Linked DNA regions of Homo sapiens: region 2 is linked to region 1. The links are chromatin loops, found by intact Hi-C in ENCODE. Cell type or tissue: mammary epithelial cell. All regions are shown on one strand. Links, peaks and the distances in the headings refer to the core of each region. The heading gives the core; the rest is flanking DNA.

Evidence for each region. A loop is a pair of places that touch in the nucleus more often than their neighbours do. Peaks named below come from ENCODE experiments on the same cell type or tissue, not always from the same donor. Only the 100,000 strongest peaks of a DNase experiment are listed, where the experiment ranks them.
Region 2: a loop joins it to region 1, with 7 times the contacts of the local background. A loop is called at or near these places in 4 of 110 quality-filtered maps.

The regions. Positions count from the first base shown.
Region 1 is chr10:35,545,392-35,548,313 of GRCh38, reverse strand. The region is part of intron 7 of CCNY (cyclin Y); the gene reads right to left. Among named protein-coding and RNA genes, the nearest start is that of GJD4, 58 kb to the left of the region's middle. In mammary epithelial cell, for the core only: a CTCF peak has its summit at 1,398; a DNase peak (open chromatin) is centred at 1,253; H3K27ac peaks cover 2,387 bases.
Region 2 is chr10:35,119,115-35,122,036 of GRCh38, reverse strand. It overlaps a transcript of CUL2 not described here. Among named protein-coding and RNA genes, the nearest start is that of CREM, 6.3 kb to the left of the region's middle. In mammary epithelial cell, for the core only: a CTCF peak has its summit at 1,526 (motif pointing left); no DNase peak of the experiment used is centred there.

The DNA of each region.
Region 1 (2,922 bases), core at 163-2,662:
AAATATATATATATATATATACATAAATATATATATTTATATTTATGTATATATATATTTGTCCTTATTTTCTTAACATTTTCTTTTCTCTGGCTTACTTCATTGTAAGAATACAGTATAGCATACATATAACACGAAAAATAAATAATAATCAAATGTTTATGTTACAGGTAAGGCTTTCAGTCAACAGTAGGCTATTAAGTTTTGGGGGGTCAAAAGTTACATGTGGATTTTCAACTGTGCAGGGTTCCATGCCTCTAACCCTGGAGTTGTTCATGGGTCAAGTGGAGTAACATGTTTCAAATCCCAAAGGCAAATAGCCAATAAGCTGTAGTAAGAGGTTCTAAGTATACTGATAATAAAATGGAAAACCATTACAGGGAAAGACCACCTTGACCTTCCCAAATTAGTTGGGTGACCCTCTGCTTGCTCCCAATGCTGCATTTATCTCAGTAGTGTAAGGGCCTCTTCCCTGGATAGGAAGCCTGGATAAACCCTCATCTCATCCCCAGTATGTGCAGCATCTAGCCCAGGGGCCGGCAGAGCGTGCTCCCTGAATGCATCATGGGCATATGGGGTCCTGCAGGGACGACAAGGGACCGCATCCACACAGGGCTCCGGCAGGCTCTTGAAAGAGCTATGAAAGGGCAGATTTCCAGCCCAAAGGAAGTCAGCGGGACTACATACGAGTGATTCGCTAGTAAAACGACCACAAATAATGGCATTCAGGAAAGAGAACTGCATCGACAAGGTGTAGTGAATTAAGGGAAACTGAGTCCTTGGCTTGTGAGACAGGTGCAGTGGTGAACAACAAAGTTCAGAGGAGGCAGCTATGGGCACACGGGAAGCCAAAGAGACCTTCAAATAAGGCCCAGGAAGTCATGAAGCACGGCATTGTAACTGCACTGGAAAGGCCTTTGTGGGGGTTTCCAAGGGTCCTTCACTCAACAATAGCATTTGAGTGTGACAACTGTTGGTGGAAAAAAGAAAGTCACTCAAGAGAGCTGAATAACCTTATCAATTTTTGGAGATTTTCATTTTTAACGGCATTTATTATATTAAGTTTGAACAGAAAGAATAAGCTAATGTTTTAGATCATAATTGTCCTCTGTGTGAACATCGTAACTCTTCAGATAAAGATCTAGGTGAGGCTCAGTGGAATTCTAGCTGGCACTGATCTTAGGGCCCCAGGCTGCGTATTTTACAAAGGCTGATGACAAATCCTCTTACTCTCCAACAAAGAGACAACCAGAAAATGTGCAATACCACTGTGCTGAGAGCAGAAAACAGGGACTGGGCCTAAGTAAACCTCCAGATCATTAAAGCAGCAGAAAAAGAAGACTGTGACTCAATCTTCACCCAGATCCCAGAGATTCCACTCCTTTACAGACATGAGGCGCTGCAACCTCCCAAGCTCTCCGCAGAGGTCAGTGCTCACTGGCTCAATACAAAAAGCTGACTATGTTTTCTTCTGACTTTTAACTTACCTTAGTTGATGAATATTAATAACTATATTAGTAATATTTAAGAGAATACTTAATGTTTGGGAAAAAAACAAACAGTCATGAACCAGGTGTGATATTCCATTACGGCTAACTGAAGCAATCAGACAACACAATACATCCTGTAACAGAGGGAAAGCAGTTGCTATATTGGGAGATAAGGCATTCATGGTAAGCTAGACTTAAAAATATGTAATTTAGCAAAACTTGCCAATAAAACTATAGTCAAGGGTCAGCTGCAACTTCTTTAGTAAACTCCCACTTGGATATTTTAACTCTCTGCCAAGTAAAATAATACACGGTTGATTTTTCTAAACAATATCCCACGACCATTGCTAACAGGTCACTCTTACTCAGTTAAGTTTTCAGATTTAATTCATGAGAATGACTATCCTAAGAAGTCTCTCTGGAAACCACAGGTTAATGAGCAACTATGGAGCTACAAAGAGGCATCAGCTGACTGCACATCACAAAGCTGTTCAGAGGCATTTGGAGGGGATAAAACTTGTGGAATTGAGGATATATGCAAATGAGATCCCAATGATGCTGAAATTATTCCAATCCAATTTTAAAGAGTAATACTAGGCCGGTTAATTGTCTGAATCTGTACCAGATATAATTTCTTTCTGGACTTTAAATCTGCCGTCTTTCAGCTGTTTGGTTTGGATGATTAGAGCATGTTCCAATACGGCTGAGGTTGAAATCATACGGGTGAAGACTGTGAAGTGAGTTGGTAGCTTCACTCCATTCTCAATTACACCCTAATTCCAGAGTGCTGTCTCATAAACATACTATTTTGAGGGAATGGGGGTAGCTACCTAAACTCCCTGTATTCAGCAATGCTCCATAAATTATCACTTTTATGGCCAACAAAAATAATTTAAAAAAGTAATTATTATTTTCTGTTTATAAAATTTCTGCCAGTTTCACATTTGGATTCTTTTTTGTACCTGATGCTGGAAGATTTTCCAATAGCCTGGAATACACATTTATATTATTAATATAGGTTAATAAATTAATATAAAGTATAATCTTTACCCTAAACTACAGCAATAACCTCCTTGCTGGTATCCCTGGAGAGATCTTAATACAAATCTTACACGATTCTGTTGGTATCCTGTGGATATGGGTTACAGTGTGTCCCCTCTTCCAAAATGCATATGTTGAAGTCCTAACCCCAAGTGCCTCAGAATAAGGCCTTATTTGGAGACAAGGCCTTTACAGATGTAGTGGAGTTAAAACGAGGTCATTAGGGCAGGACCTAACACAATATGATTGGGGCCCTTACATAAAGGGGAAACTTGGAGACAGACATGCACACAGGAGAACGCTGCGTGAGCATGAGGCTGGGCACCCACACATTGTAATACGTCAGAGAGAGGCCTGGAGCAGAACCTTCCCTCACAGCCCTTGGAACTAA
Region 2 (2,922 bases), core at 286-2,785, 430 kb after region 1:
TTCTGTGTTCCAACATGGGAAATACCATTGTGTATGTGTGTTTACGTGCTTTTGGTTTTTGAGTTTGGTAAACTTAAACCTCTAAATCTGATGTGCTGTGTACTCAGGAAACTACTTAAAACTATCACTAAAGGATATTATAATAAAAACCCAAGCTCCTGAATTATTTAAAACTATAAGATTGCAGTCGTTAAACTAAACTAATTTTTATTTTTTTTTTTTTTTTTGAGACAGGGTCTTACTCTGTCACCTAGGCTGGAGTACAGTAGTGCGATCATGGTTCACTGTAGCCTCGACCTCCCGGGCTCAAGCAATCCTCCCACCTCAGCTGGCTAAGTAGCTGGAACTACAGACATGTGCCACCATGCCTCATTAAGGGAGAAGAAAGGCATGAGGAAAAGAGGAAGATTGTTATTGTCAATATATTTCATATTGGAAAAGGGCTCCATGCCACATTTTTGTTCTGTGGCCTTAGCGCCTCTCTCAGCCTAGTTTTCTTTAGCTGTAGAACAGGGATCCTAGTACTGCATAAAGTGTTTGTGAAGAAGAATACATTAGCTAATAACATAAAGGTTTTAATACAGTGCATATCATACAGCCTGGCCAACATGGCGAAACCCCATCTCTACTAAAAATACAAAAAATCAGCTGGGCGTGATGGTGTGCCTATAGTTGCTGCTACTTGGGAGGCTGAGGCAGGAGAATCAATTGAGCCTGTGAGGCGGGGGTTGCAGTGAGCTGAGATCGCGCCACAGCACTCCAGCCTGGGCGACAGAGTGAGTGAGACTCCATCCCAAAAAAATAAATAAATAAAGCCTATCTTCCGGCCAGAATATAAACTCCATGGATGGCATTTGTCTCAGTTAACACTCTTTCTCTAATAGCTCCTGAATTGCCTGCTAGAATCGCCTATAGGAAGACATGACATTATGGGGAATGCGTTAAGTAGCTCCCAACATGGTCATGTGCTCACACTAGGACTAAGATACTGTTATTAAATAAATCATGGAAAAATGAACTTAGAAAGGGATATGAAGGATTAGCCAGTAAGTCTCTATAAAACATAAGGGAATTATATCCATATTACCTTGTATATAAAATGCCTTATTTTTCAGCATTCTTTTTTTTGTTGTTTTTTTGAGACAGGATCTCTTACTCTATGGCCCAGGCTGGATTGCAGTGGCATGATCTTGGCTCGCTGCAGTCTCAACCTCCTGGGCTCAAGCAGTCCTCCCACTACAGCCTCCCGAGTAGCTGGGACTACGGGTGTGCATCACCATGCCAGGCTAATTTTTGTATTTTTCGTAGAGGGGGTTTCCACCATGTCACCCAGGCTGGTCTCGAACTCCTGAGCTCAAGCAATCTGCCTGCCTTGGCCTCTCAAATTGCTGAGATTTCACACGCATGAGCCCAGCCATTTTTCAGCACATTCTTTAGGCAATTTCCTTTCAGCATTTTAGAGTAGTAAGTACTCTAAGTAGAATTTACCAAGTTCTTGGTCTTCATAAATTGACAACCTCTTATTTTGTAGGTTATAGTGCCATCATGTGGATACTTTGTTTTCTTCAAATAAAATGTAACCTTTTTATAACAGAGACTAGAAAACCCAGCCATCCCAACACCCAGGTATGACAATTTATATTTTATGTTATTTATTTATTGAGAAAGGTCTCCCTCTGTCACCCAGGCTGGAGTGCAGTGGTGCAATCTCAGTTTACTGCAACCTCCACCTCCCAGGCTCAAGCGATCCTCCAACTCAGCCTCCTTAGTAGCTGAAATCATAAGCATGAGCCACTGTGCCCAGCCTGGCATGACAATTAATTTGGTATTTGTGTCTAAGCCTTTCTGTGTACAGATTCACTCAGGGACTTCTATATCTGAGTTTTTAGTATACAAAATTTGGAAATGATCATTTAAATGATAAAATAAATCTGAATACCATAGCTTGATAATACATGCAGTCCCCATAGATGATCAGTTTTCTCTCTTTCTGGATACTAGGCTGTGCAAAGAAATTGGGGCCAAACGTTTTTTTGCCATGTTCTGAAAAGGTAAGAATAAGAAATAAATATTAATGTGTGGAGCCAAAAGAGTAACCTCAGACTGGCTTAGGAGAGCAATATAGTCTGAGGAAAAGAGTTTCAAAAAATAACCTCCCTGAGCTGGGCAAGGTGGCCTGTGCCTATAATCTCAACACAGGTTGAGGTAGGAGGCCGAAGTGGGATGACTGCTTGAAGCCAGGAGTTCGAGATCAGCCTGGGCAACATAGTGAAATCCCATCTTTACCAAAAAAAAGAAAAATGAGCCAGATGTGGTAGCATGTCTGTAGTCCCAGCTAGGCGGAAGGCTGAGGCAGGAGGATCCCTTGGGTCTAGGAGTTTGCACCACTGGACTGTAACCTGGATAACAGAGTGAGACCCTGTCTCTATAAATAAATAAATAAATAAATAAATAAATAAATAAATAAATAAATAAAATTAATTTTAAAACCTCCCTAAAAATTATAGTATACCTAGATATGAGTACCAAAATATTTGTTTTAAAATCTGGGTGTGTTGATTTTCACAGAGAGCTAAAATTAGTCCATAACCCACTTAATATTAACTGACATCCACCAGAGATAAACATGGTAAAATTATATGGCTCAAGCAACTCCACAGTGCAAATGGAGATCCACAGAAATAGAGAGTTGGACCTTTAGAATTCTTTTTCTAACTTTGTTTAGTATTTACCTCCTTTTTAAGATAAAATAACTGAACCAATGAAAACAGGTACTTTGAAGCTGAAACTGAGCCTTACCTCCTCCAAGATTGAGAATGTGGTTGAAAATGTCCCTTGAATTTCCCAGTTACACAATTATTTAACAAACTTTGAATGTTATTTGTTCGGCTGCTATGTGTAGGTGAAGAAAATGTGAGCCAG